Linked DNA regions of Homo sapiens: region 2 is linked to region 1. The links are chromatin loops, found by intact Hi-C in ENCODE. Cell type or tissue: K562. All regions are shown on one strand. Each heading gives the region's core, and the rest is flanking DNA. Links, peaks and the distances in the headings are about the cores only.

Region 1 (15,968 bases), core at 46-8,045:
AAAAAAAAACTTTCCAGTGTGAAATTTTAAACAAATGTTTGTGGAAACTCGTCTCAGGTATAATCACTTTAATTCTTTTTCTTTTAAACTAAGTCTGAGGCTGGGCATGGTAGCTCATGCCTGTAATCTCAGCACTCTGGGAGGCAGAGGTGGATGGATCCTTTGTGGCCAGGAGTTCGAGACCAGCCTCGTCAACGTGGCAAGAGCCCATCTCTACTAAAAATACAAGAATTAGCCAAGTCAGTGGCGCGTGCCTGTAGTCCCAGCTACTCAGGAGGCTGAGGAGGGAGAATCACTTGAACCTGGGAGGTGGAGGTTGTAGTGAGCCAAGATCACATCACTGCACTCCAGCCTGGGTGACAGAGTGAGACTGTATCAAAAATAAAATAAAATAATCTGAACTGGACAGAATTTACATTAATTCTTAATGTAAGTATTAAGATATTAGTAGTTTACATCTGACCAAGCTCTGTAAGAACACCACAGCAACAATATTTAGATTATTCCTAAAGTCTTACCTCAGATCCAACTTATAATAATATTGAAATAGCTTTCCAATGACTTTCCAGTCTCTAGCCTCTACTTTCTTTTCCTAAAACATACTCTTACTCCTCAAGTCTACTTAAAAGTTTAAACTTCTTAATAGCATAATTTAGAAAAAATTCCATTCACCAAATTAAAAAAAATTGCTCAAAGAAAATGAAAATCTGGAATGTGTTCCTAAAAGGAAGAATTAACATTCCCCTCTCCACATCTGTGAAAAACAGCAACAACACTCAAAGCCTCCCTAATATTACTAGAAGATAAACTAGCTAGACTATTATCTCATTAAAAACAGGGGCCATGTCAGTCTTGTTCACTGTAGCAACTAGCAGTTCCTAGCACTGACACGTACTAAGTGCTTGACAATGTGTTCTGTTTTGTTTCGTTCTGAAGAGACAGTGTCTTGCTCTGTCATCCAGGCTGGAGTGCATTGGCATGATCATAGCTCACTATAACCTCAAACTCCTGGACTTGAGCGATCCTCTCGCCTTAGCCTCCCAAGTCGCTGGGACTACAGGCCCACACTACCACACCAGCTAATTTTTAAATTTTTCTGTAGAGATGGGGTCTCACTGTAATCTTGAACAGCTGGCTTCAAGCAATCCTGCCGCCTTGGCCTCCCAAAGTGCTGGGATTACAGGCATGAGCCACTGTGCCCACATAACAATGTTTCTTAAGTGAATACATGAATAGCTCATCATCTATGGAATACTGTGCTTTACACCAAGTAGTTTGCATTTATTATTTAGTATTCATAACAGTCTACCTGCAACCATTGCTTTTCCTATTTTATAGAGGAGCCAGAGGCTAAGTAAATTCCTCAGTCTCACACACAGTGAATGGCAAAGCCTGGGTTCAAATTCAGTTGCCATTCTCCAAAGCTCACAGATTTCCAAGCAACTTCTCTTTCGAAAAGCACAAAAGGGAGCTGTTCGGGATAAAAGAATTATTCTAAGACACAATTATGATAGTGGCTGTAAAACTTAACAAATTTACTATAAATCACTTATAATAAATGAATTTTTCTTTTTTAATTTTTTTGAGATAGAGTCTCACTCTGTCACCCAGGCTGGAGTCCAGTGGCACGATCTTGGCTCACTGCAACCTCTGCCTCCCAGGTTCAAGCAGTTCTCTGCCTGAGCCTTCGGAGTAGCTGAGATTACAGGCCCGCGCCACCATGCCTGGCTAATTTTTGTATTTTCGGTAGAGATGGAGTTTCACCATCTTGGCCAGGCTGGTCTTGAACTCCTGACCTCATGATACACCAGCCTCGGCCTCCCAAAGGGCTGGGATTACAGGCGTGAGCCACCGCACCTGGCCATGAATTTTATAGTATGTAAAGTATGCTTTAATAAAGCTTAAGAATGAGGCTGATCTATGTGTAGTGATTTGGAATAAATCATAACACATAAAGTGAAAAAAATCTAGGCACAGAGCAGAAGATAGAGATACTCTCTTTTGTATAAACATATGTATGTGCTGACAGAAGAATTCATTTTTTCTGGAAAGATTCAGAAACAGCTGTAAACAATGACTGCCTCAAAAAAAGGTTCTGGATACCTGGAGTAGGAAAAAGCCTACTTTTCAGTGTACAAGCTTTTCTACTATGAATTGTTCACTATGTCCATCTATTACCTTTCCAACTCAAAAAAAAAAAAAGGGAAAAACTGGGAATATAATCATCAGTGTAATCATGTGCATTTAACTACAATTTCTTAAATTTTAAGTATCTACACAATTACATAATCCCATTTCCACTGAAAAGGAAAGCAGACTCAGAATGTGAGAGTGATTCTCTTCATTCCTTTAGAAAAAATACATTTCAGGCTCCCCTGCTAAACACTGTCCATCTTTGGATCCATGATACCTTAATACAGCCCAATAAATTCTCATAGAAAAAAAGTCAGAGACTTTACTTCTAAGTATCAATATTTAAGAAAATCTAGTTAATATTTTAACTGTATGATAGAATTGTTTTGAACTTATATTTTAGTCCCCCAAAAGACTATTTTAGCATATTTTATTTAACATATATAAACGGTTCTTAATCATCCACATTATTTTTCAATTTTTGAAGAAAAAATATTTCACTTTAAAACACTAAAAAATTTTAGAAAGCATTCTACCTGTTGATCAAGTATTCATCCTTGGTCTTATGATGAAACACAGGAATTGGAACACCCCAAACTCTTTGCCTTGATATACACCAATATGGCCGCCTGTCCATCATTTCAACCATGCCATTCAGTGCTGATCCAGGAATAAATTTCACCTTTTTTAACAATTCCTGCAATTAATTCATAAATCAAGTCTTGTGAGAGAAAGCAGAACAAGTATTCTAGAACAGTCAATTTTCCAAATGCATTTGTTTCTTTTGGATGTTTGTAGCCATTCACATACCTCCCTTACCCTCCCCTCAAAAAAACAACTAAAGAACTAAAAGATTTCAGAGCAAATAAGGCAAAGTAAAAATGGAGCCGCGAAGAACTTAATAAATAATATCGGGAGCAGTGATAATATCAGGAGCATTGTTGCATTTTTTAACAATGTTACAAAAGATTTCATACCAATTTCTAATTTACACCAACCCTAGATCAAAACTGGTAATAAAAGCTTTCATAGAACTATTATACTTCACTAAACTATAGTTAAAATCAATTCAAACTTGATTTCCACCATTTTTTAAAATGCTTAAAAAATAAATTACTATCGTAGACTGCCAAAAAAAGATTGCGATATACCTAATTTTACATAATATAGTTTACAACACAGAAAACACTTTCTCAAAATAAGCCCAAGTATGTGGTTCAAACCTGTAATCCCAGCATTTTGGTAGGCTGAGGTGGGAGGATCACTTGAGCCCAAGAGTTCAAGGTTGCAGTGAGCTATGAGCATGGCAGTGCACTCCAACCTGGGCGACAGAGCAAGAGCCTGTCTCTAAAATAAATCTCTCTCTCTCTCTATATATATATATCTATCGACAAATGGCTAACAGTTACTTCCTCTCAAGAAAGCTCCCTTCCTCCATTCCCAAAATAAGGTTGAAAACTGCTACCATTTGATTTAATTTGTCAACTAGCAAAAGATTAACTGTATAGCAAAAATGTTTACTAATAGTCTCCAAAAAGGTCAAAATGTTAACTTCATTTTAAAAAATCTTTCTATCCATTAATAAAAGCATTTTTACATTTTCAAAGAAGGTTTAAATGGTTTCCTCACTCACCGTAACTACCAGAAGTCCCCTCCCACAAAGCTCTCTGTAGCACCACCTATTGGCAGAATGGCAAAATCTCTACAAATCAATTTGATTAATACCATACTTGGTTTAAAAGTCTAAGAAATGTGAATATTGAATAGATATTTGATTTTGCTAAGGAATAACTATTACTTTTTAAAGGTGGTGATAATGGCATGGGAATTATGCTTTAAAGAGTTTGGCCGAGCATGGTGGCTCACGTCTGTAATCCCAGCACTTTGGGAGGCTGAGGAGGGCGGATCACCCGAGCTCAGGAGTTCAAGACCAGCCTGGCCAACATGGAGAAACTCCGTCTCTACCAAAAATACAAAAAAATTAGCCGGGCATGGTGGTGCATGCCTATAATTCCAGCTAATCAGAAGGCTTAGGCAGGGAATTGCTTGAACCCAGGAGGTGGAGGCTGCTGTGAGCCAAGATCACATCACTGCACTCCAGCCTGGGCAACAAGAGTGAAACTCCATCTCAAGAAAATAAATAAATAAATACAGAGTTTATCTTTGGCTGACACCTGTAATTACAGCACTCTGAGAGGCCGAAGCAGGCAGACTGCTTGAGCTCAGGAGTTCGACACCAACCGGGGCAACTTGACAAAACCCTATCTCTAGAAAAAATACAAAAATTAGCCAGATGTGGTGGCACAGGCCTGTAGTCCCAGTTACTCAGGAGGCTGACGTGGGAGGATAGGTTGAGTCCAGGAGGTGGAGGTTGCAGTGAGCTGAGATCACACCACTGCACTCCAGCCTGGGTGACAGAGCAAGACCCTGTTTCAAAAAAAAAAAAAAAAAAAAAGAGCTTATCTTTCAAATATATGTGCTAAAATATCGCCGGGACAATATATAATATGGAAGAAATAGTGCCTGGAATTTGCTTTAAAATAATCCAATTGTTAAGGGGTAAAAAGTAGGTGGTCGGGCCGGGCGCGGTGGCTCACGCCTGTAATCCCAGCACTTTGGGAGGCCGAGGCGGGTGGATCATGAGGTCAGGAGATCGAGACCATCCTGGCTAACAAGGTGAAACCCCGTCTCTACTAAAAATACAAAAAATTAGCCGGGCGCGGTGGCGGGCGCCTGTAGTCCCAGCTACTCGGGAGGCTGAGGCAGGAGAATGGCGTGAACCCGGGAAGCGGAGCTTGCAGTGAGCCGAGATTGCGCCACTGCAGTCCGCAGTCCGACCTGGGCGACAGAGCGAGACTCCGTCTCAAAAAAAAAAAAAAAAAAAAAGTAGGTGGTCGGAGGGGTGTAGATAAAAACAAAATTAACCAAAAGTTGATTATTGTTGAAACTGAGTGATGGGAATACGACAATACATTATCCTATTCTCACTACTTCTACAAAGAACAATTTTTAACTTTACAAAAAAGTTAAAAAAAAAACTTGGCTTAAATATATTGCGTCAGACTTAGATGTTCTACAACCAAAAATCGGTGCAGAGCTGCAATTTACAAATTTTAACATTGACAAATAAGGAAGAGAGGCTTTAAATGAAGAAAAAACCAAAATGCACTATATATTATAGTTGTCCACATTACACAAGTATAGAAAGTATAAACTGCTATAAAAAGCTTTGGCAAGGACCCCAAATTGCCAGGCCAATAAATGAACCAGCTAAATACAGTAGTATCTTTCAAACTGTAAAGCAAAATATCTATATATTCAACCTGGTTAACACATATATATTTAAGCTCTTTCATTAAATAGAATCAAGTTGTGAGAGATGTTTACACACACACACACACACACACACACATATATATATATATATATATATACCCATATAGAAAGATACATATTAAATGAAAGGGCTCAAATATATATTAAGTATTTAAATACCAATTATAAGTATTTGTTAGCTCCAAAGCAACAACTTTGTATATTTTTCATATTGTTAGTTTTTCTTTTTAATATGCTTCCTTTGTAAGCAGAACAGTAACTTTTTTAATTGATTGTAATTTCAATCTTAAGGAAGCAAAGGGTTTAAAAAAGTTTTACTGACTGCTTATTATGTATCAGACCATATTCTGGAAACTCGAATTTCCTTACTCCATGAGATACGCATTATTACCACTTTATATAGATGAGGAAACAGAGGCAGTGGGAGGTTAAACTAGGTAACACAGTTCTGTCCAAATTCTATGCAACTTTGACTACACTGGGCAAGAAAGTCTATCTACTAACAGTGTGATGTGGACAAATCACTCAACCTCTTTATGCCTCATTTCTCACACATGTATAATGAAAAAATGGAAGTCCAAGGTCCTTCCAGATCTAAAATTCTACAATGTTATGAAACTAAATCATAATAGCAGCAATCCCTATTACTCCTGAAACCCCACCTCAACCTCACATGCAGCCCCTTTATACTGAGGGAATGATATGCCCGACCTGTTAAAACAGGATGCTTTTTATACCTTGGCTGCAGTCTTAATATCCGTGATGTTTATAAACCACTGCTTGCTGGCACGAATAACCACAGGTTTCTTGGTCCTCCAGTCATACGGATAGCTATGCACCAATTTCTCCTCTTTCAACAAATTCTTTGCAGTCTGAAGCATCTTTATAACTTTAAAAAAAAAAACACCAAATTAGACATAATTAAAAAGTACTGTGAAAATCCTAAAAATGCTCTAAACTTCCAGAAAATACTAAATCTGCAGCAACAGGTGGCAATAAGAGTAGTCACCTTGCCAGCCACAGTGGCTCACACCTGTAATCCCAGCACTTTGCGAGGCTGAGGCAGGCAAATCACGAGGTCAGGAGTTCGAGACCAGCCTGACCAACATGGTGAAACCTCGTCTCTACTAAAAATGCAAAAATCAGCCGGGCATGGTGGTGTGTGCCCATAATCCCAGCTACTCAGGAGGCTGAGGCAGGAGAATCGCTTGAACCTGGGAGGCAGAGGTTGCAGTGAGCCGAGATCGTGCCACTGCACTCCAGCCTGGGTGACAGAGCGAGACTCCGTCTCAAAAAATAAAAGAGTAGTCAACTTGGCTGGGCGTGGTTGCTCACGCCTGTAATCCCAACAGTTTGGGAGGCAGAGACGAGAGGATCACTTGAGGTCAGGAATTCAAGACCAGCCTGGCCTGCATGGTGAAACCCCATCTCTATTAAAAATACAAAAAAATTAGCAGGGCACAGTGGTGTGAGCCTGTAATCCCAGCTACTTGGGAGGCTGAGGTGGGAGAATCATTTGAACCTAAGCTAAAGCGGAGGCTGTAGTGAACCGAGATTGTGCCACTGCACTCCAGCCTGGGCAACAAAGCGAGACTCTGTCTCACAAAAAAAAATAAAATAAAAAAGAGTAGTCACCTTCCAGGTATCAAAGGCGTGCTCTGGGATTCTCCTGGCAAAAAAAAGCACGGACTGTAAAATCTTAATCAGACTCCAAATTATGCCACTTCTACCTCTTTTCACGTCAAAGAAAAGATGAACAGATTATATCTAGAATTCTACATTTGAAGTTTAGATCCATAATCTTTCATGCCATGAATCTTAAAATGGTCTCCAGGTAATCTGGAGGAAACCAGGTGTAGTGGGTTGAACTGTGTCCCCAAGAAGATCTAACCCCCAGCACTAGTGAATGTGACCTTACTTGGGAATCAGGCCTCTGCAGATGTAATCAAGTTTAGATGAGGTCACACTGCATTAGGGAGCACTGGTGTTCTTAGAGGAGGATAGAAAGAAGATTATGTTTTTGCCACTGATTCAGCCATGTGAAACTCATCTCATTACCCTTTTCTGGGTTTGAAGCTGCTGTCTCTAAAAGTGCCATCTCATTGTGCTTAATATCAGTTAATGCTAGAGAAATCTTAAATAGCTTATGTACAAAACTTTTTTAAATTTTTGTATTATTTTGAAACTTTGCTTCTTTGGGTGGCACCCTGGCCACCCAGTTTGACTGTGACAGCCCTCTACAGTCTGTGAGCTGGCAGATTTTTTTTTTTTTTTTGAGATGGACTCTCGCTCTGTTGCCCAGGATGGAGTGCAGTGGTGCAGTCTCAGCTCACTGCAACCTCTGCCTCCCAGGTTCAAGTGATTCTCCTGCCTCACCCTCCAGAGTAGCTGGGATTACAGGCACCTACCACCACACCTGGCTAATTTTTTGTATTTTTAGTAGACACAGGGTTTCACCATGTTGGCCAGGCAGGTCTCGAACTCCTGACCTCGTGATATGTCCGCTTCAGCCTCCCAAAGCGCTGGGATTACAGGGGTGAGCCACCGTGCCTGGCCGGGCTGGCAGTTTGCTGATCTTTTAAAGTTTCTTTCCCTACCCAATCCCCACTTTCCGATAAGGTTTCTGTAAAGTCTGTCAGGTGTACATCCTGCAGCATACTGGCTTAAAACGTACTGTCCTTTGATATAGTCTCTTTGGGGCCGATTGGGAGAAACAGAAATCAATAGTCCACCTGCTTTGATACTGAATATTGACAAGTGTCTTTTTGAAATAAAGAACCAGTCCCTCCAATAAAAAAAAAAAAAAAAAAAAAAAAAAGAGGATTCACAGAGAGACATTTAAGACCTAAAGAAGGTGGCTGGGTACGGTGGCTCACACCTATAATCCCAACACTTTGGGAGGCCTAGGCAGGTGGATCACTTGGGGCTGGGAGTTTGAGACCAGCCTGGCCAACATGGTGAAACCCTGTCTCTATTAAAAATAAAAAATAGGCCGGGTGCGGTGGCTCATGCCTGTAAACCCAGCATTTTGGGAGGCCAAGGCAGGTGGATCACGAGGTCAGGAGATCGAGACCGTCCTGGCTAATATGGTGAAACCCCATCTCTACTAAAAATACAAAAAATTAGCTGGGCATGGTGGCAGGCGCCTGTAGTCCCAGCTACTCGAGAGACTGAGGCAGGAGAACCCATGAACCCAGGAGGCAGAGCTTGCAGTGAGCCAAGATCGTGCCACTGTACTCCAGCCTGGGCAACAGAGCGAGACTCCGTCTTAAAAAAAAAATAAAAATAAAATAAAAAATAAAAAAATTATGGCCTGACACAGTGAGGGCTCACGCCTGTAATTCCAGCACTTTGGGAGGCTAAGGTGGGCAGATCACCTGAGGTCAGGAGTTCAAGACCAGCCTGGCCAACATGGTGAAACCCCATCTCTACTAAAAATACAAAAATTAGCCAGGAGTAGTGGTGTGTATCCTGTAATCCCAGCTACTTGGGAGGCTGAGGCAAGAGAATTGCTTGAACCCAGGAGGCAGAGGTTGCAGTGAGCTGAGATCACACCACTGCACTCCAGCCTGGGCAACAGAGTGAGACTGTGTCTCAAAAAAAAAAAAATTAGCTGGGTGTGGTGGTGTATGCCTGTAATCCCATCTGCTCAGGAGGCTAAGGCACAAGAATCACTTGAACCCAGGACACAGAGGTGGCAGTGAGCTGAAAGCATGCCACTGCACATCAACCTGAGTGAGAAAGTGAGATTGTCTCGAAAAAACAAGTAAGATCTAAAGAAGGCCATGTGACAAGACAGGCAGAGAGTGGAGTAACGCAGTTATAAACCAAGGAATGCCAAGGATTTCCAGGAGCCACCAAAAGCTAGAAAGAGGCAAGTAAGGATTCTCCCATAAAACCTTCAGGAAAACATGGTCCTGCCAGTACGATGAATTTAGACTTCTAGCTTCCAGCACTTGAGAGAATAAATTTCTGTTGTTTCAAACTACCAAGTTTACGGTGATTTTTTACAGTAGCCCTAGAAAAGTAATATATCAGGTCTAAATAGCCTTAGTCTTAGTGTGGGCAAAGAAAGGTTTTCATAGCACTTGGTCTCTGAATCTGTAAAGGAAGACAGAAAGACAATTCAAGGCTGGAGGATTCCCAAGATTCTAATACATAAATCATGCCATATAGGTCAGTTATTTACAAGGGTTAAAAAGTGAGTAGGGAATGTGTAATTTACAGTCAACATCCAGCCCTGATCTTGATTGTATCCTTCCACAAAAGTAATACTGCTGATTATTATCTCCATAGCCCTAAAATAACTTCACTCCCTGTTGACTGCCCTGACTTGCTTAAATAAAGCAGCTTCAAAGCAAAAGATGAAAAAGTCCCAAACTCCATTTTAAAACATATGGCAAAACAAGACATAATTTATTTTTTTGTTTCTGTTAAAGTATAAGGAGGGAAAATAGGTAGCAAAGGTTACTGCTACCTACTTTTCAGAAAACATGTATGATATCAACAGATATGATGCTCACCCACATCAGTTCCCTCTTCAAGGACAGCCTTGTTTTGAAGTTCAGGACCTGCAACATCTGTGAAAACTCCATCTTCGTCCACTAGACAATCCTATAAAGTATCATTTTGAACAATTAAAATATCAAGACATTTTCTCTTATGACAATATCTGGCAAAACAATATATATAAAAACATCTCAGTATAGCCTGGTCTTTTTCTACATTGAAATTCTAGGTACTTGGCCGGGCGCGGCACTCAGGCCTATAATCCCAGCACTTTGGGAGGTCGAGGTGGGCAGATCACTTGAGGTCAGGAATTTGAGACTAGCCTGGCCAACATGGTGAAACCCACTTCCACTAAAAATACAAAAATTAGCCAGGCATGGTGGTGTGCACCTGTAGTCCCAGCTACTCGGGAGGCTGAGGCAGGAGAATCGCTTGAACCCTGGAGGTAGAGGTTGCAGTGAGCCGAGATCATACCACACCACTGCACTCCAGCCTGGGCGACAGAGCAAGACTCCCTCTCAAAAAAAAAAAAAAAGAAAAGAAAAGAAAAGGAAATAGGAATTTGTGAATTTTATACATTTAAATCACCAAAGCCAAAATGTGTTATTGAAGCATATCCATAAACTTTAATAACAAAAGTAACAAAATATATTAAAACATCTTTGAGTGGTCTCTATTGTTTCCAAATCTATGCCTATATACACAGTTGTTCCCTTTCTGACTCACCTTTTAACTAAACGGAAATACTTGCTAAGTAACTGAAGTATGTAAAGTAAATGTAGAAAGGACTGTTTAGCTAAAACAAACAGGCTTTTTCAGGGAATAAAAGTAATTTGTCTATGTGACTTGATACTAGAAAAAAAGTATTTTAAAAGTGCCCCATGATATATATTCTTCAATTCTAAAGTGCTAATTTTCTATTAATTCTGGGAAATCTTTTTCAATTAGTACGAATTAATGAAACTTTAGAGTACTACACAAACCTGAGCATTTCACAATTATGATGACAAAAGTCATCATTTTTAAAAAATGAAGATGTTGGTTAGAATTTATCATTTCCTTTTATTAAGATGAATAATTAAAAATGATAAAAGAGGAACAGTACCATGGGCAGGTTGTGCTGAGACGCTACACCGTAGTCTTCCATACCATGAGCTGGGGCTGTGTGAACCAATCCCGTTCCTTTTGCCATGGTCACATGATTTGCAGGTAAAAGAGGAGAGGCTTTATCAGGAATTAATGGATGACTGCAAGTACCATTTTCCAAATCTACACCTGTGGGGAAAGAAAACCACTATTAAGAATCATTTTATATGGCAAATCTATCTCCTTAAGCTTAGCAATAGAGTATCAGGTTAAATGTGCAGAATCTAGAACAATACTGGCTAGGCTTAAATTCCAGCTTCCCCTTTAACTTGTTCTGTGACCTTCTATAATCTATAAAATGCAGATAATTATGGTTCCCACCTCAGAGGGTTTCTGTGAGAATAAACAGAGTTAATGTAGTTTAAGTGTTTTGATACTTACTGCATCTACCACTTAATATTCTCCCTCACCACCCTCCCAAAATGATCTCTAAGTAATTGATAAGAAATAATTCATTTTTTTCCGGAAAGAAAACCTACCCCATACAAATTACTTCATTTTTAGCTCTTCAACATTCCTACTACTTTAATAAGTAGTAGCTACGTGACACCAGCTTATTTTGACAGGGATAATATATATACTCCTCCACAATATGGTGACTCAAATAGCAACTCAATAATTATCTGATAGTAAGAATTTGAAACAATTATGCTATCTAGACAAAAGATCTTTAAATTCAACCTTAACACTTTCAAAAATCTTGTGATTTTTAGCTTCTATGATAATGTATAACTTGACAATGAAGTCTTTAATATCCTCTGCATTTATAAAAGAGCAGGGGGCTGGGTGCAGTAGCTCATGTCTGTAATTGCAGCACTTTGGGAGGCTGTGGCAGGAAGATTGCTTGAGCCCAGGAGTTTGAAACAAGCCTGGGCAACACAGTGAGAGAGGGTGTGAAGTAAATTATTATCTTGGTTTTTATTTTTATTACCCTATTGCACCAAAGAGGACCAAATGGTCTTCAAAATTCTTAAGCTCCTTTCCTGCCTCTGACATAAAAATCTTTTTATTTTTGTTAAGGTTGTTTAAACTTCTCATTGGCTTGTATCTGAACTGATTAATTTAGAGGGCTTTCCTATTTAGCTAGGCAGTCTTTCTAGGCAGTTTTTGTATCTTTATTCATGTGATAGATTTTTTAGCAAGAAATTAAAAGATATATCATACCTAAGGATCAAAGATAATTTTAGCCCAGGCATGGTGGCTCACGTCTATAATCCTACCACTTTGGGAGGCAGAGGCAGGAGGAACACTTGAGCTCAGGAGTTCAAGATCTGCCTGGGCAACATAGTGAGACCTCATCTCTTTAAAAATAAAATAAAATAAAATAGAATTTTAGTCCAGGCACAGTGGCTCATGCCCATAATCCCAGCACTTTGGAAGACCAAAGCAGGAGGATCACTTGAGGCCAGGAGTTCAAGACCAGCCTGGGCAATGTAGCAAGACCTCATCTCTACCAAAAAAATTAAAAATTAGTCCAGCATGGTGGCACACACTTGTAGTCCCAGCTACTCAAGAGGCTGAGGCAGGAAGATCACTTGAGCCTAGGATCCAGAGGCTGCAGTGAGCCAAGATGGCACCACTGCACTCCAGCCTGGGCAACAGAGCAAGACCACGTCTCAAAACAAAATGAAGAACAACAACAACAAAAAGCTAATTTTAAACTTCCCTAGACTTCCATAATTATATTTCAAAGCAGTCACTACCTCAAAAGTCCCAAATTATAGCTCACAAAGAATTATTTTGGGCTAGGCACAGTGGCTTACGCCTTTAATCCCAGCACTTTGGCAGGCCAAGGCAGGCAGATCACTTGAGCCCAGGAATTCCAGACCAGTCTGGGCTACACAACAAGAATTCATCTCTGTAAAATATTTTTTCAAAATTAGCCGGGTGCAGTGGCATGTGCCTATAGTCCCAGCTACTTGGGTGGCCAGGGCAGGAGGATTGCTTGAGCCCGGGAGTTTGAGGCTGCAATGAGCTGACTGGACCACTGCATTCCAGCAGTGGGCAACAGCATGAGACCCTGTCTCTTTAAAAAATAAAATAAAATAAAATTCCTTTGATAGAAGAACTGCTTTCTGAATAATTTTCAGAACTTATTCAATCCTTTATTAAAATTATGTATCGAAAAATAAGTATATGCATTTCCTTTCTTGCTACTTTTATTAAAACAGATAAAAACAATTTTAAAAATTAATTTTGCATAAAATTTTACCAAGTAACTACTGGATATTGCCAGAAATTAGTTTTACCTGTTGTACATTTATCAATATTCATATTTTTCTATACTCCTATCATGCTTAATGTATATTCTCCTTTAGTGTAATCAATGTAAAATGTATTCTAGAAAGGTAGAGGCCATATCTGTTTCAATTCAAAATATGCAGTTCAGCAAAGTAGTAAATTCAAGTCAGCCCAATACTTTGATGACTATGTTGTCAGATATCTAAAAATCTTCACCTGAAAGTGTTGAAATAGTCTCAAATGTTGTTTCCAAAGTAGAAGCAACAGATGCTACTTTATCTGCCGCCAGTACGTAGAGGTCTCCAGACTTAGAACATTTCACAACAGCATACCTAACATAAAATTTTAGGAGAAATTACTAATAATGAAACAAGAAAAGCCACAGATATCATTTTAATTTTTAAATAATCATTTTAGAAAAAACTGACTTCAGGCCAGCGCGGTGGCTCATGTCTATAATCCCAGCACTTTGGGAGGCCAAGGCAGGTGGATCACCTGAGGTTGGGAGTTTGCAACCAGCCTCACCAACATAGAGAAACCCCATCTCTACTAAAAATACAAAATTAGCCTGGCGTGGTGGCGCATGCCTGTAATCCCATAATCCCAGCTACTCGGGAGGCTGAGGCAGGAAAATTGCTTGAACCCGGGAGGTGGAGGTTGTGGTGAGCCAAGATCATGCCACTGTACTCCAGCCTGGGCAACAAAAGGCAAAACTCGGTCTCCAAAAAAAAAAAGAAAAAAGAAAAAACTGACTTCAAGATCAAACTGTACTATTTTCAAAACACTTTGTAACTTATACTTCTATTTCATTTTCCCGAAAAGCTGGATAAGGTCATAAAAAGGATCACCTAAAGGTTAATAAAATCTATATGAACATAATAACTAAGTTATAATTCATTAAATTTTACAATAATAAACAGGATAAAATAAATTCAAAATAATGTTAATAATGGAATACATTCTATTTGTGTATAAAACAAAAAATGCAATAATATACCCACTTTGATTCAGGCATATAGCAAACAGCTTCATTGGCTGGAATCGTCCAAGGTTGTGTGGTCCAGACCAAAATACTAACAGGAGATGAACCATCTGTGAAAATACAATTGTAAATATGTTAGCAAATGGGATAATTCTATAACTTTGGTACACTCAAGCTATGAATAAATCTTACCTATAAGAGATGCCAATTTTGGAGAAGGCTTTAAGAGAGGAAATTTTACATATATTGAACGACTGACATGCTCAGGATTATATTCAAGTTCTGCTTCAGCCAATGCAGTCCTAAGGGTTAAAAATATTAAACATAAATACTTGGAAGCCTCACAAATTTCTCCCTTTTAATTACCGAAAAATGCATATATACCTAGATGACGGAGACCAAAACACAGGTTTGTAAGATCGATAAACCAAGCCCTATAAAAGACAAAAATATGATGTTAAAAGTAGAATCTTGTAACGCATACTAAAACCTACTCAAAGAGAAAAAATACTTCTTTACCTTATCATACATTTGGTAAAAAGTTCTCAACTGTTTGGCTTCATACTTCCCATCAAATGTATAGTAGCAATTATTCCAATCTGCCATTATTCCCCAACGAATAAATGCTGATTTCTGTTTCTCAATGGCTGCTTTAGCAAATGATCTAGCTAAAAAAAAGACGAAAAAAAGATTTTAAAAAACCAATGAATTCGAATTCTTAAACATGGTTTAGCATGTATCTCTCTAAATGCAAATGCTACAGACAGTTTAGAATGCAAATTTTTTTTGAGACACAGTCTCGCTGTCACCCAGGCTAGAGTGCAGTGGCGCGAGTGGCATGATCTCGGCTCACTGCAAGCCTCTGCCTCCCGGGTTCACGCCATTCTCCTGCCTCAGCCTCCTGAGTAGCTGGGACTACAGGCGCCCGCCACCACGCCCGGCTAATTTTTTTGTAGTTTTAGTAGAGACGGGGTTTCACTGTGTCAGCCAGGATGGTCTGGATCTCCTGACCTCGTGATCTACCCGCCTCAGCCTCCCAAAGTGCTGGGATTACAGGCGTGAGCCACGGCGCCCGAGCACAAAATTTTTTTTTTTTGAGATGGAGTCTTGCTCTGTTGCCCAGGTTGGCATGCAGTGGCGGATCTCAGCTCACTGTAACCTCTGCCACACAGGTTCAAGCAATTCTCGTGCCTCAGCCTCCCAAGTATCTGGGACTACAGGCGTGAGCCACCATACCTGGCTAATTATTTGGTATTTTTAGTAGATACGGGGTTTTGCCATGTTGGCCAGGCTGGTCTCAAACTCCTGACCTTAGGTGATCGATCCACCTCCCTCAGCCTCCCAAAGTGCTAGGATTACAGGCATGAGCCACTGTGCCCAGCCTATAAAAATTTTTTAATAGAAAAATAATTTGAAGGTCAACAGTGTTCAGAAGATACCTACAACAAATTCTAAAATTAACTGGAATTGCAAAAGTTAAAATTTTATTACTGTCTTCTGTATTTTCCAGACTTTATACAATGACCTCATATTTAGGACAAATAAACTGGAAAAATTATTCCTTATTGTTTCTTAATTTAAGAAAAGGTCAGATAACAATTTTCATTTCATTATACACAAA
Region 2 (15,968 bases), core at 4,715-12,714, 280 kb after region 1:
AAGGTCTGGCTAGTATTTCAGTTCTAAACTGAATAGTTCTGAGTTCTATAGTGAATAATTCTATTCACTATAGAAACCTGAGTGCAGGGAAAAAGAAAAAAAAATGAAAGAAAGAAACTAATTTGGGACTGGAGTCAGAAAATCTGGAATTGGAACTTAGCATTGCCAAATCAGAGTGACAACAGCAGCAAACACTGGTTGAGCACTTACTATATGTCAAGTGCCATTTTTCTAATTTTCTCAGACTGACTAGCTGTATGATTGTGGGAAAGTCCCATAATCTTTCTGAAATCTAGTTGTAAACTAAAATAATACTGTGTACCCATCTTATTTCATAAGGTTGTTATGTGACTCAAATGAGATATTAAGTAACACAAATAGAGCTAAAATTTACAGTTCCCTTATTATGTATCAGGTATGGTTTTAACTGCTTTACATGCATTAATTCATTTATTTTTAAAAACTATCCTACAAGTTAGACAGTTTTATTTTATAGACAAGGGAACTGAGGGAAGAAGACTGTAAGTATCTTTCCCAGGGTTAAATAGCTAGCAATGCATTCAGAGCATGCATTTGAATGAAATGATATGTTAAGATGATTTGAATATATACAACATTTCTTATTTTTCTTTTTTATTTTATTTTATTTTATTATTATTATACTTTAAGTTTTAGGGTACATGTGTACAATGTGCAGGTTAGTTACATATGTATACATGTGCCATGCTGGTGTGCTGCACCCATTAACTTGTCATTTAGCATTAGGTATATCTCCTAATGCTATCCCTCTCCCCTCACCCCACCCCACAACAGTCCCCAGAGTGTGATGTTCCCCTTCCCGTGTCCATGTGTTCTCATTGTTCAATTCCCACCTATGAGTGAGAATATGCGGTGTTTGGTTTTTTGTACTTGCGATAGTTTACTGAGAATGATGGTTTCCAATTTCATCCATGTCCCTACAAAGGACATGAACTCATCATTTTTTATGGCTGCATAGTATTCCATGGTGTATATGTGCCACATTTTCTTAATCCAGTCTATCATTGTTGGACATTTGGGTTGGTCCCAAGTCTTTGCTATTGTGAATAGTGCCGCAATAAACATACGTGTGCATGTGTCTTTATAGCAGCATGATTTATAGTCCTTTGGGTATATACCCAGTAATGGGATGGCTGGGTCAAATGGTATTTCTAGTTCTAGATCCCTGAGGAATCGCCACACTAACTTCCACAATGGTTGAACTAGTTTACAGTCCCACCAACAGTGTAAAAGTGTTCCTATTTCTCCACATCCTCTCCAGCACCTGTTGTTTCCTGACTTTTTAATGATTGCCATTCTAACTGGTGTGAGATGGTATCTCATTGCGGTTTTGATTTGCATTTCTCTGATGGCCAGTGATGGTAAGCATTTTTTCATGTGTTTTTTGGCTGCATAAATGTAAAATGCCTTCTTTTGAGAAGTGTCCATTCATGTCCTTTGCCCACTTTTTGATGGAGTTGTTTGATTTTTTCTTGTAAATTTGTTTGAGTTCATTGTAGATTCTGGATATTAGCCCTTTGTCAGATGAGTAGGTTGCGAAAATTTTCTCCCATTTTGTAGGTTGCCTGTTCAATCTGATGGTAGTTTCTTTTGCTGTGCAGAAGCTCTTTAGTTTAATTAGATCCCATTTGTCAATTTTGGCTTTTGTTGCCATTGCTTTTGGTGTTTTAGACATGAAGCCCTTGCCCATGCCTATGTCCTGAATGGTAATGCCTATGTCCTGAATGGTTTTCTTCTAGGGTTTTTATGGTTTTAGGTCTAACGTTTAAGTCTTTAACCCATCTTGAAATAATTTTTGTATAAGGTGTAAGGAAGGGATCCAGTTTCAGCTTTCTACATATGGCTAGCCAGTTTTCCCAGCACCATTTATTAAATAGGGAATCCTTTCCCCATTGCTTGTTTTTGTCAGGTTTGTCAAAAATCAGATAGTTGTAGATATGCGGCATTATTTCTGAGGGCTCTGTTCTGTTCCATTGATCTATATCTCTGTTTTGGTACCAGTATCGTGCTGTTTTGGTTACTGTAGCCTTGTAGTATAGTTTGAAGTCAGGTAGTGTGATGCCTCCAGCTTTGTTCTTTTGGCTTAGGATTGACTTGGTGATGCAGGCTCTTTTTTGGTTCCATATGAACTTTAAAGTAGTTTTTTCCAATTCTGTGAAGAAAGTCATTGGTAGCTTGATGGGGATGGCATTGAATCTATAAATTACCTTGGGCAGTATGGCCATTTTCATGATACTGATTCTTCCTACCCATGAGCATGGAATGTTCTTCCATTTGTTTGTATCCTCTTTTATTTCATTGAGCAGTGGTTTGTAGTTCTCCTTGAAGAGGTCCTTCACGTCCCTTGTAAGTTGGATTCCTAGGTATTTTATTCTCTTTGTAGCAATTGTGAATGGGAGTTCACTCATGATCTGCCTATCTGTTTGTCTATTATTGGTGTATAAGAATGCTTGTGATTTTTGTACATTGATTTTGTATCCTGAGACTTTGCTGAAGTTGCTTATCAGCTTAAGGAGATTTTGGGCTGAGACAATGGGGTTTTCTAGATATACAATCATGTCATCTACAAACAGGGACCATTTGACTTCCTCTTTTCCTAATTGAATACCCTTTATTTCCTTCTCCTGACTAATCGCCCTGGCCAGAACTTCCAACACTATGTTTGAACAGGAGTGGTGAGAGAGGGCATCCCTGTCTTGTGCCAGTTTTCAAAGGGAATGCTTCCAGTTTTTGCCCATTCAGTATGATATTGGCTGTGGGTTTGTCATAGATAGCTCTTACTATTTTGAGATACGTCCCATCACTACCTAATTTATTGAGAGTTTTTAGCATGAAGGGCTGCTGAATTTTGTTAAAGGCCTTTTCTGCATCTATTGAGATAATCATGTGGTTTTTGTCTTTGGTTCTGTTTATATGCTGGATTACATTTATTGATTTGTGTATATTGAACCAGCTTTGCATCCCAGGGATGAAGCCCACTTGATCATGGTGGATAAGCTTTTTGATGTGCTGCTGGATTCGGTTTACCAGTATTTTATTGAGGATTTTTGCATCAATGTTCATCAAGGATGTTGGTCTAAAATTCTCTTTTTTGGTTGTGTCTCTGCCCGGCTTTGGTATCAGGATGATGCTGGCCTCATAAAATGAGTTAGGGAGGATTCCCTCTTTTTCTATTGATTGGAATAGTTTCAGAAGGAATGGTACCAGTTCCTCTTTGTACCTCTGGTAGAATTCGGCTGTGAATCCATCTGGTCCTGGACTCTTTTTGGTTGGTAAGCTAATGATTATTGCCACAATTTCAGAGCCTGTTATTGGTCTATTCAGAGATTCAACTTCTTCCTGGTTTAGTCTTGGGAGGGTGTATGTGTCAAGGAATTTATCCATTTCTTCTAGATTTTCTAGTTTATTTGCATAGAGGTGTTTGTAATATTCTCTGATGGTAGTTTGTATTTCTGTGGGATCGGTGGTGATATCCCCTTTATCATTTTTTATTGTGTCAGTTTGATTCTTCTCTCTTTTTTTCTTTATTAGTCTGGCTAGCGGTCTATCAATTTTGTTGATCCTTTCAAAAAACCAGCTCCTGGAGTCATTAATTTTTTGAAGGGTTTTTTGTGTCTCTATTTCCTTCAGTTCTGCTCTGATTTTAGTTATTTCTTGCCTTCTGCTAGCTTTTGAATGTGTTTGCTCTTGCTTTTCCAGTTCTTTTAATTGTGATGTTAGGGTGTCAATTTTGGATCTTTCCTGGTTTCTCTTGTGGGCATTTAGTGCTATACATTTCCCTCTACACACTGCTTTGAATGTGTCCCAGAGATTCTGGTATGTTGTGTCTTTGTTCTCATTGGTTTCAAAGAACATCTTTATTTCTGCCTTCATTTCGTTATTTACCCGGTAGTCATTCAGGAGCAGGTTGTTCAGTTTCCATGTAGTTGAGCGGTTTTGAGTGAGTTTCTTAATCCTGAGTTCTAGTTTGATTGCACTGTGTTCTGAGAGATAGTTTGTTATAATTTCTGATCTTTTACATTTGATGAGGAGAGCTTTACTTCCAAGTATGTGGTCAATTTTGGAATAGGTGTGGTGTGGTGCTGAAAAAAATGTATATTCTGTTGATTTGGGGTGGAGAACTCTGTAGATGTCTATTCGGTCCACTTGGTGCAGAGCTGAGTTCAATTCCTGGGTATCCTTGTTAACTTTCTGTCTCGTTGATCTGTCTAATGTTGACAGTGGGGTGTCAAAGTCTCCCATTATTAAGGTGTGGGAGTCTAAGTCTCTTTGTAGGTCACTCAGGACTTGCTTTATGAATCTGGGTGCTCCTGTATTGGGTGCATATATATTTAGGATAGTTAGCTCTTCTTGTTGAATTGATCCCTTTACCATTATGTAATGGCCTTCTTTGTCTCTTTTGATCTTTGTTGGTTTAAAGTCTGTTTTATCAGAGACTAGGATTGCAACCCCTGCCTTTTTTTGTTTTTCATTTGCTTGGTAGATCTTCCTCCATCCTTTTATTTTGAGCCTATGTGTGTCTCTGCACGTGAGATGGGTTTCCTGAATACAGCACACTGATGGGTCTTGACTCTTTATCCAATTTGCCAGTCTGTGTCTTTTAATTGGAGCATTTAGTCCACTTACAATTTAAAGTTAATATTGTTATGTGTGAATTTGATCCTGTCATTATGATGTTAGTTGGTTATTTTGCTCGTTAGTTGATGCAGTTTCTTCCTAGCCTTGATGGTCTTTACAATTTGGCATGATTTTGCAGTGGCTGGTACCGGTTGTTCCTTTCCATGTTTAGTGCTTCCTTCAGGAGCTCTTTTAGGGCAGGCCTGGTGGTGACAAAATCTCTCAGCATCTGCTTATCTGTAAAGTATTTTATTTCCCCTTCACTTATGAAGCTTAGTTTGGCTGGATATGAAATTCTGAGTTGAAAATTCTTTTCTTTAAGAATGTTGAATATTGGCCCCCACTCTCTTCTGGGTTGTAGAGTTTCTGCCGAGAGATCCACTGTTAGTCTGATGGGCTTCCCTTTGTGGGTAACCCGACCTTTCTCTCTGGCTGCCCTTAACATTTTTTCCTTCATTTCAACTTTGGTGAATCTGACAATTATGTGTCTTGGAGTTGCTCTTCTTGAGGAATATCTTTGTGGCATTCTCTGTATTTCCTGAATTTGAATGTTGGCATGCCTTCCTAGATTGGGGAAGTTCTCCTGGATAATATCCTGAAGGGTGTTTTCCAACTTGATTCCATTCTCCCCGTCACTTTCAGGTACACCAATCAGATGTAGGTTTGGTCTTTTCACATAGTCCCATATTCCTTGGAGGCTTTGCTCGTTTCTTTTTATTCTTTTTTCTCTAAACTTCCCTTCTCGCTTCATTTCATTCATTTCATCTTCCATCACTGATACCCTTTCTTCCAGTTGATCGCATTGGCTCCTGAGGCTTCTGCATTCTTCATGTAGCTCTCGAGCCTTGGCTTTCAGCTCCATCAGCTCCTTTAAGCACTTCTCTGTATTGGTTATTCTAGTTATACATTCGTCTAAATTTTTTTCAAAGTTTTCAACTTCTTTGCCTTTGGTTTGAATTTCCTCCCGTAGCTCGGAGTGGTTTGATCATCTGAAGCCTTCTTCTCTCAGCTCATCAAAGTCATTCTCCATCTAGCTTTGTTCCGTTGCTGGTGAGGAGCTGCATTCCTTTGGAGGAGGAGAGGCGCTCTGCCTTTTAGAGTTTCCAGTTTTTCTGCTCTGTTTTTTCCCCATCTTTGTGATTTTATCTACTTTTGTTCTTTGATGATGGTGACGTACAGATGGGTTTTTGGTGTAGATGTCCTTTCTGTTTGTTAGTTTTCCTTCTAACAGACAGGACCCTCAGCTGCAGGTCTGTTGGAGTTTGCTAGAGGTCCACTCCAGACCGTGTGTGCCTGGGTACCAGCAGCGGTGGCTGCAGAACAGCGGGTTTTCGTGAACTGTGAATGCTGCTGTCTGATCATTCCTCTGGCAGTTTTGTCTCAGAGGAGTACCCGGCCGTGTGAGGTGTCAGTCTGCCCCTACTGCGGGGTGCCTCCCAGTTAGGCTGCTCAAGGGTCAGGGGTCAGGGACCCACTTGAGGAGGCAGTCTGCCCGTTCTCAGATCTCCAGCTGCGTGCTGGGAGAACCACTGCTCTCTTCAAAGCTGTCAGACAGGGACATTTAAGGCTGCAGAGGTTACTGCTGTCTTTTTGTTTGTCTGTGCCCTGCCCCCAGAGGTGTAGCCTAGAGATGCAGGCAGGCCTCCTTGAGCTGTGGTGGGCTCCACCCAGTTCGAGCTTCCCGCTGCTTTGTTTACCTAATCAATCCTGGGCAATGGCGGGCGCCCCTCCCTCAGCCTCGCTGCCGGCTTGCAGTTTGATCTCAGACTGCTGTGCTAGCAATCAGCGAGATTCCGTGGGCATAGAACCCTCCAAGCCAGGTGCGGGATATAATCTCGTGGTGCTCCATTTTTTAAGCCTGTCGGAAAAGCGCGGTATTAGGGTGGGAGTGACCCGATTTTCCAGGTGCCGTCTGTCACCCCTTTCTTTGACTAGGAAAGGGAACTCCCTGACCCCTTGCGCTACCCGAGCGAGGCAATGCCTCGCCCTGCTTCGTCTCGCGCACGGTGTGCTGCACCCACTGTCCTGCGCCCACTGTCTGGCACTCCCTAGTGAGATGAACCCGGTACCTCAGATGGAAATGCAGAAATCACCCGTCTTCTGTGTCGCTCAAGCTGGGAGCTGTAGACGGGAGCTGTTCCTATTCAGCCATCTTGGCGCCACCCCCCCAACATTTCTTATTTTTCAACAGAAAGATCTCAAATTCTGTAGACTGGGAAGTCTAGCATCCTTAGGAACATACCAAGAATTTGCATTCAGTAGTGCCGAAGGAACAGCAGCTCCGTGACAGTTCAACTCATAAGTGGCTCCTCTTTCCTTTCTCTTACTGTTAGGTTCCTATAATTCACTCTACGTCAATACATTATGGATTTAATGTCAATTAGAGAGCCTTCAAAGAGCAAAGTGACCTGAACACTTTGCAATGAGATGCACTTGAAAATACAAATGAAAAAATGACAAAATACACTGTTACATCAAAAATAAATGCTATGCACTAGATTTTTCCCCTCTCTACCTCCAACTTGTCCTTGTTCCTGTAAGAAGTCAAGATGTGGCTATGTTAAAAAATGGGTGGATGGGTGAACAGATATGGAGCCAACACTATCTCTTATACACAGAGGAAGCAGTGAAGGAACCTTTCACCTTGATTTTAAGCCTGACAAACAAAGGCCAATTTGGTTGTAAGGAAAAGATGAAGTCTTAGGAGAAAATGACCTTGCCTTTCATTTTCGACCTTATAATAACCATTCTGAAAAGTTGTAAAAGGGAATCCCATGTTGATTAAGATAGTGAATGGACCAAATGACTTCATTGGTTTAAGTGAGGTACACCCTGTCCTCACCTTAAATTCAGGGTGGGAAAGGCCGGACTGTCATCTTACTCTTTTCTAATCATCCATTTAGTGGATGTTATTGTTCGATGATTTGTTCGATGTTATTGCTGTTTACCATGGGGGCTGTAAAAGATGAAGCCATTTTAGTGTAGGTCACCAGAGCACACACTCTGGAGCCTACTGCTTAGATATGAATCTCAGCTCAAGTCCATGTATGAGCTGAGTGACTCTGGGCAAGTTACTCAACCTCAGTTTACTCCTCTATAATATGGGCATAATAACAATTCCTCCTTCATAGCTTTATTGTGAAGGTTAAATAGTTAACATTATGTAAAGTGATTAGAACAGTGCTTCATAATAATAATTATGTTGATATTAACTTATTAAAAATTAATATTACTTAAATTATTGTTATTATTGTTATGCATTTTATTACTTGTCTATAGACTCTGGAAACTCAAGGCCTTTCTGTCTTTTCACGCTTGAACAGGTCACTGTCTTCTACATCCTATCCTTTAGTTTTCTATCAAATTAACTTTTCCAATTAATGTCTTTCATCATTGTTTTTTTTCGGCTCACACTGTGGACTGACCTCACACTGAATAGACAATAACTCAAACACTCTTTGATTACCACTCAAGGCTCTCCATAGACTGGCCTCAACTGTATTCTCCAAACTTTTTAGTAGGGAAGATGAAGTCGCTTTGGTTTCTCAGTCCATTTTCAGAGACAGCAGCACCATCTACTGGACGATCTTTATTCTAAGTAACTGAGCATTCACATTCTCGACTGTTAGAACTTGAAAGAGCGAGAAAGCAGAGGTGGATGTTGGTGTTGTCTTTGGTTCATTTGTTCTAAGATCACATTCCAAGGCTGAATACATGAAAGACCATGAAAGAGTTAAGGGAATGCCAGGTACAGTATTTCATGTTGAAAGACTTTGAAATCATGATTTTAGAATGTAAAGGGAACTTAGAAGACAATGGTAAAGCAGCAACAGTTAGAGTAACGCTGTATGTTTATGTATCGCTGAAAAGTTTTTAAAGAACTCTCACATGATTTGACCCTCAAAGTAGCCCTGAAAAATAGACAACACAGATCTTATTATCTCCATTTTAAATGAAAGGAGAGTTAGGCAAAGGAAGGCTAAATTAGGTGCTTTAGGTTTCACACCAGGAATTGTGACTCAGTGTTGTGGACTTTCCATTACACTATACTTACCTGCTCCGGACTCTCATTCTATAGATGGGAAAACTGACTCCTGAAGAATCTAAGCAACATCTCTCAAATCCAATGGTAAGTTGTAGTAGTATCAGAACAAGAGTCTCCTGATTAACAATTGGCACTCATTGACAATTCTACTTCTTCACTTTCTTATAAAATTTGTATAAATTTAAAGGGTATAGGTGCAGTTTTTTTTTTTAACATGGATATATTACACAATGGTAAAGTCTCAGCTTTTAGTGTAACCATCACCCAAATAACCTACGTCATGCCCATCAAGTAATTAATTTCTCATTCCTCACCCCTCCCACCTCTCCACCCTTTTGAGTCTCCAGTGACTATTATTGCACACTCTACGTCCATGTGTACATGTTATTTAGCACCCACTTTTAAGTGAGAACATGCGGTATTTGGCTTTGTTTCTGAGATGTTTTTACTTACGGTAATGACCTCTAGGTCCATCCATGTTGCAGCAAAAGATGTGATTTCGTTCTCTTTTATGGCAGTGTATATTCTTTTGTGTATATATGCTACATTTTCTTTATCCAATCCTCTGTCGATGGACACTTAAGTTGAATTCATGTCTTTGCTATTATGCCCCACTTTGCCCTAACCCCAATAATGACAACACCATCAGTGAAAAATAGAGAGGTGATGATGAAACTCTCATTGGAATTATTGCTCTGAATTGTGAACATAGGCAGGTGAAGCATGAAAAGGTGAAGCATGAAAATAAATTGATTCTGATACCTGCCATTGGTACAGTCACTCCAGGGTAGAGCCTGGTCCTGAGATTGAAGAAAGAGGCTGGGTAAGATGGCTCATGCCTGTAATCCCAGCACTTCGGGAGGCTGAAGTGGGAGGACTACTTGAACCCAGGAGTTGGAGACCAGTTTGGGCAACATAGCGAGACCACATCTCTACAAAAAATAAAAAAATTAGCCAGGCAGGGTGGCGCATGTCTGTAGTCCCAGCTACTCGGGATTCTGAAGTGGAAGGATCACCTGAGTCCAAGAAGTTGAGGCCCCAGTGGGCTGTGATTGTGCCCCTGCACTCAGCCAGGGTATCAGAGCAAGACCCTGCTTCCTGAAACCACCCTCCCGACCACAGCCCCCCAAAAGAAGGAGGTGGTGAGAGGAAGGGACTGTACCTTGAACCTCAGATGGACTCTCCAGATTTTCCCAGGCTTGGCTCTGAGCCACATTCTCAGGACACCAGGTTAAGGAGGCCACTTGAGCAGGGCTACTCCACAGCTACCTTCTGACCTCTGGCTCTGGGCAGGTCCTTGCCTCTTTCTGCAGGAAATGGGGCAGGTCGCTATGGGGGCTGTGGGTTTTTACAACACATCCTTTGCCAGGTCTAAGACCTTTTCCTGAGCAGCTCTCACAGTTTGAGCTCTGGCACTAAACACACTGGTGGAGTGAGAATGTCTTATTTCCTGGTCTCAATTCCTACTTTTGGGAGTTTTAATGAAGATTTGATCATTCTCTAAGGGCTGAATCCTGGCACAAGAGTTTCCTGGAAATATAAAAATGTCACCTGGGCTTGCTTGCACTTAGGTAACCCTTGCTGGTACAACTTTGAAAGAAACCAGGAGACCCTTTTAGTTAAATATTTAAAACGATTTAATTGTCAAGCCTTCACAAACTCTATTGGTTCTTTTGCAGTTGATTAAATTTTCTAGGACCACACTTTCTAGAGCAATCATTGTTTCATAAAACCAATTTAAAAATGAGTGTTCAGCTAGATTCCAAATTTAGCACTATGTACATTCACCAAATTTCTGTCATTGCCAGGAATTACTGGACTCCTTTTTCTTGTTGGGTGGACAGCTGGAGTTTTCAAATTACACTGTATAGTTTGCTCTGCCTTTTTTTTTTTTAATCTAAGAAGAAAACTTTTTCTTTTTCTTGCTGCATAAACAGTAGTGGTTTCAAATGTCAAAATCTGAACTCTAGATCCTTGCATGAAGCTTACTTCCCATGCTACCTGTGTCCTGTGTCCTTCAAGATGGTGTGTTGAAGTGAAGCGAGGACACACAGTGGAGGAAGCTGTGGACATAAGGTTAAGATGTTACCCAAGATACAGGTCAAGCTGAAAGAGGATGGGGTAAGCGAGAAAAGATGGTTAGAAGGTAAATTTGTTGGTTGGGCGCTGTGGCTCACGCCTGTAATCCCAGCACTTTGGGATGCCAAGGCGGGCAGATCACGAGGCCAGGAGATCAAGACCATCCCGGCCAACAGGTGAAACCCCATCTCTACAAAAATACAAAAAAATTATCTGAGCATTGTGGCATGTGCCTGCAGTCCCAGCTACTTGGGAGGCTGAGGCAGGGGAATCGCTTGAACCTGGGAGGCAGAGGTTGCAGTGAGAAGAGATTGCGCCACTGCACTCCAGCCTGGCGACAGAGCAAGACTCCGTCTCAAGAAGAAAAAAAAAAAGAAGGTAAATTTCTAAATTTCTTTCCTCCTATTTGTCATATCTTCTCCTAGGACACCAAAAGGGCCTCAGGTAGAAAAAGTTCAGAGATTATAAACTGAGCACAATTGATGAGGTCAATTGACTATAGAAACAATGCAAAGCAGCATCATTCATCTGGGGTAATACCCGAGGTTCAGTGTCCCACGCCAAAGAAATCAAAGATACGGACACACGAGCAGTGAGGTTAAGAGCAGAGGTTTAATAGGTGAAAGAAAGAGAAGAGCTCTCTCCTGCAGAGAGAGGGGTCCCGAGCAGGTTTTCTGGTCCATTGTGAAATACATCAGGTTTTATAGATGAGCTTGAGGAGGTGGTATTGGATTTACATAGGGCACAAAAGATTGGTTGGACCAGGTGTGTCATTTGCATAGGGTGCGAAAAACTGGTTAGGGCTAGATGTGCCATTTGCATAGGGCATGAAAAAGCTGGCCACCCCACCCTAATCTTTTATTATGCAGATGGGTTCTCTATCTGGCTGATGCCATGTTGCCTGTTTCCTTACTGTACACGTGGTGACAAAGAAAAGGGAAGATAGAGCCTCCATGTGGAACATGCCTGGCTCTCAGGTAGCCCTTTCCTATTGGCACAGCTGCCAGCATTCACCTGTGCAAGCTTCTAGCTTGCTTGTATCTATGTCTGCAGCTCGATTTTTCAGGCAGTTGTTAGAAAAGAAACGAGTTTGAGGCTGTTTTTCATTAAAAGGGAAATTCTGCTGAGGACTCTCTTACCCATACTATCTGCCTAAATAACTTCTTTCTATCTCTTGTAGCAAATGGATTTTTCAGATGGAGCTCTTTTCCTCTTTGGAGGGAGGGCTTAGCCTGGGGAGGACAGCTAGGTGCCAAAGAGAAAAGAAGCACATTTAACGGAGGCACATTTGACATCCAAGAAACACTGAAATATGGTTTAAATCTTTATAAAAATTTCTATAAAATGTGCAAAGGAATGATTACATTGTTTGACACAGCAAAACATTGTAATATTCTTAATCAGTGGCTCAGCTATCACAAATCTCATCTTCAAGGCAGTTTCTAAGTTGACCAGGTAATTTGTAGTCCAAATGGGGACACTTTTGGGTGCAAAGAGCATGCGATTTATAATTTCACTGGGCACAGGCATACACCAGGCCTGTCCTTGCACACTCCTTTTTCATCTAGTTCTCTCAATTCTGGCATGCACTGCATCACCTATGTTCATGTTTTTCTCCCAACTAACTCATCTGTGGGATTTATTCTGTTTTCCCAGAGGATCTAGAATGTAAATTACTGCTTTGGTCCTTACTGAGATCAGCACAACAAAAACCCAGTGGGTGTTCAAGCCTCATCTCTCACCACCATGCCTCTCTCGCTTATGGTTTAAAAGGAAGTTTCTTGGTCTAGAGCCAGTGCCACCCCAGGAGCAATGAGCACGCTGAACACTCAGATCTTGCTTTTTCTAAAGATTGTTTTTCAGTGAAAGGGGCCAGGGCTTTTTGGAGACATGGCTGATTCTAGGGCAAGAGTGCGAAAAATACAAGATGAGCCTGGAGAGTCTTGTAGTGTCAGGAAATAAGGAAGTGCTCAGAAAGTAAAAGCATGTAGGCATGCATGGGACAGACATACTAACCTGAAAGAGCTCCTGGGGGCCAAAACTGGAAGAATTTAAACAGTAATTTTTTTTTAAATGTAGCATTGAATTATAACACAAGTATAAAATAAATGTACATAAGCCTATGTTGCTATACATAAATAATTGAATAATCAAATTAATGAAGGATGAGCAATAAATTTTCATTACAGAAGAATTTCAGATAGTATGTGTGTATAATCTACCCTCTCCTCACTCTCCAAAAGTGTGAACTGGACATAGTGACTGATTTCCAGTGAGTAGATATAGAAAGGGGAAAATAGTAACTTTACAGTGGAGAAAACTGGCAAACACTACTTTAACCAAAATGATCAAGTTTAACATCACCAGTAATAAGTCATGTTGCTACCACACTACTTCCTGTTTTGCTATGATGACGAGAGGACCTCATCTCTGTGGTATTCTTTTCCAGATCCCATAATCCATGTTGAATCATGATGAAAACATATGATGAACCTGTATTGAGGTATATTCTAAAAATTACCTGACCAGTACTTCTCAGAACTTTTGAGGTCATGAAATACAAGGCAAGACTGAACAACTGTGAGAGTAGAGTAGACTAAGATGACACGAGGACAAAATGCAACATGGCATACTGCCTTGGATCCTGGAGCAGAGAAAGGGCCTTAGTGGAAAAAGTGGTAAACCTTAATAAAGTCTGGAGTGTAGTTAATAGTAATGTACCACTGCTGGTTACTTAGTTTTGAGAACAGTGCCATGGTAATGTAAAATGGTTATAGTGGGAGAAGTTGGGTAAGGGGTATATGTGAGCTCTCTACCATCTTTGTAACTTTTCTATAAATATAAAATTATTCCAAAATAAAAAGTTCATTTTTTTTGAAAAAAAGAACATAGTTTCCAGCTTCATCCATGTCCCTGCAAAGGACATGAACCCGTCTTTTTTTATGGCTGCATAGTATTCCATGTTGTATACGTGCCACATTTTCTTTATCCAGTCTATCATGGATAGGCATTTGGGTTGGTTCCAAGTCTTTGTTATTGTGAACAGTGCTGCAGTAAACATACGTGTGCATGTGTCTTTATAGTAGAATGATTTATAATCCTTTGGGTATATACCCAGTAATCTGATTGCTGGGTCAAAAGGTATTTCTGGTTTAGATCCTTGAGGAATCGCCACACTGTCTTCCACAATGGTTGAACTAATTTACACTCCCACCAACAGTGTAAAAGCATTCCTATTTCTCCACATCCTCTCCAGCATCTGTTGTTTCCTGACCTTTTAATGATCGCCATTCTAACTGGCATGTGATGGTATCTCACTGTGGTTTTGAATTGCATTTCTCTAATGACCAGTGATGATGAGCTTTTTTTCATATGTTTGTTGGCCGCATAAATGTCTTCTTTTGAGAAATGTCTGTTCATATCCTTCACCCACTTTTTTATGGGGTTGTTTGTTTTTTTCTTGTAAATTCAATTAAGTTCCTTGTAGATTCTGAATATTAGCCCATTGTCAAATGGATAGATCGCAAAAATTTTCTCTCCCATTCTGTAGGTTGTCTGTTCACTCTGATGATAGTTACTTTTGCTGTGCAGAAGCTCTTTAGTTTAATTAGATCCCATTTGTCAATTTTTGCTTTTGTTGCCATTGCTTTTGGTGTTTTAGTCATGAAGTCTTTGCCCATGCCTATGTCCTGAATGGTATTGCCCAGGTTTTCTTCTAGGGTTTTTATGGTTTTAGGCCTATCTGGGGTTGGGGGTAGGGGAGGGATAGCATTAGGAGAAATACCTAATGTAGATGACGGGTTGATGGGTGCAGCAAACCACCATGGCATGTGTGCAGCTATGTAACAAACCTGCACGTTCTGCACATGTATCCCAGAGCTTAAAGTATAATAATAATAACAATAATAATAATAATAATAAACAGGACATAGCAACTAGCTTAAAGAGGTTTTATTTACCAAATCTGGACCAATTTTAGCATAAAATTGGGATTATAAACCAATAAATTCAGTTAAGGTTTATGAGTTTGTACTAAGGTAAATGAATGAATGGGTGAATAAATAAATAAATTGGAGGGACAAAAATGTTTCTCCTTACATTGTATTGCCAATTCATAAATGTAGAAGGGACAGTGAATTTAGAAAATTATCAATGGATGCCAAAACTAGTGATTGAAAGTTTGATGATTGAACAGTTACTTGCATAACCTTAAGGTATTTACCTGCAAAGGAAGTACGGGGGAGAAAGCAGGAACGTACTTATGGTTGAAGAACATTGTCAGATGTTCATAAAGAATCACCATTAATATGACGAAAAATAGACAAACTAGCGTTGTGTGCTTCTGGAAAGGAAGCACTGAGGGCACCACATCTCTTTCATGGTTTTTCTGCCCTCCAGAAGGCATTACCTGAATCCTAATCATGGAGAAATATCAGAAAAATTCAGACTGGGAAGCCTTCTCCAAAATAACTGGTTTATATTTTTTTAAATAAATATTCAGGCTAAGAAACAAAAAAATTGGCTAAGGAATCATTTCAGATTAAACGGGAACAAAGAGCCATAACAGATAAATACACGATGTGATATAGAACTGGATCTTGCACTGGGGTAGGTGGGAGCTATTAAAGGACATTATTGGGACAATCAATTACATATGACTATCAACTGGGGATTAGATAATAGTATCCTATCAGTGCTAATTTTCTTGATTTTGATAATTGTGCTGAGATTATGTAAGGCCACGTGTTTTTATAAAATACACACACAAGTATTTTATTTAAAAAAGAGATACTTCTTGCTGCTTTGTGGAGAAAGGACTGCAGAGGAGATAAGAAGGAAGCAGGAAGCCATTAGGAGGCTATTTAATACTACGAGCAAGAGACAAATGAGGCCTGGTGTGGTGGCTTATGCCTGTAATCCCAGCGCTTTGGGAGGCTGGGGCAGAAAGATCCATTGAGGCCAGGAGTTCAAGACCAGCCCAGGCAATATTGTGAGACCTAGTCTCTACACACAAAAAATAAAAATATTAGCTGGGCATGGTGGCACGCCCCGTAGTCCTAGCTACTCAGGAAGATTGCTTGAGCCTGGAAGTTTGAGGTTGCAGTGAACTATGATTGCACCACTGCACTCCAGCCGTGGTGACAGAGTGAGACCCTGCTCCTAAAAAATAAAAAAAAAAATTAAAAAG

Evidence for each region. Peaks named below come from ENCODE experiments on the same cell type or tissue, not always from the same donor. Only the 100,000 strongest peaks of a DNase experiment are listed, where the experiment ranks them.
Region 2: a loop joins it to region 1, with 2.3 times the contacts of the local background. A loop is called at or near these places in 6 of 110 quality-filtered maps.

The regions. Positions count from the first base shown.
Region 1 is chr1:220,101,176-220,117,143 of GRCh38, reverse strand. It overlaps IARS2 (isoleucyl-tRNA synthetase 2, mitochondrial), which reads right to left. Exons shown (of 23, transcript NM_018060.4): 4 at 14,867-15,015; 5 at 14,732-14,781; 6 at 14,540-14,649; 7 at 14,367-14,457; 8 at 13,582-13,697; 9 at 11,084-11,253; 10 at 9,993-10,083; 11 at 6,207-6,358; 12 at 2,670-2,830. LOC105373475 (a long non-coding RNA gene) reads left to right here and starts at 4,552. Exons shown (of 2, transcript XR_922613.3): 1 at 4,552-4,703; 2 at 5,024-5,567. RefSeq lists an enhancer at 2,302-2,471. In K562, for the core only: a CTCF peak has its summit at 3,806 (motif pointing left); a DNase peak (open chromatin) is centred at 3,783.
Region 2 is chr1:219,830,186-219,846,153 of GRCh38, reverse strand. It overlaps a transcript of LOC105372926 not described here. Among named protein-coding and RNA genes, the nearest start is that of SLC30A10, 90 kb to the left of the region's middle. RefSeq lists enhancers at 6,376-7,119, 12,215-13,160 and a silencer at 10,541-10,741. In K562, for the core only: a CTCF peak has its summit at 8,224 (motif pointing left); a DNase peak (open chromatin) is centred at 8,223; H3K27me3 peaks cover 1,076 bases.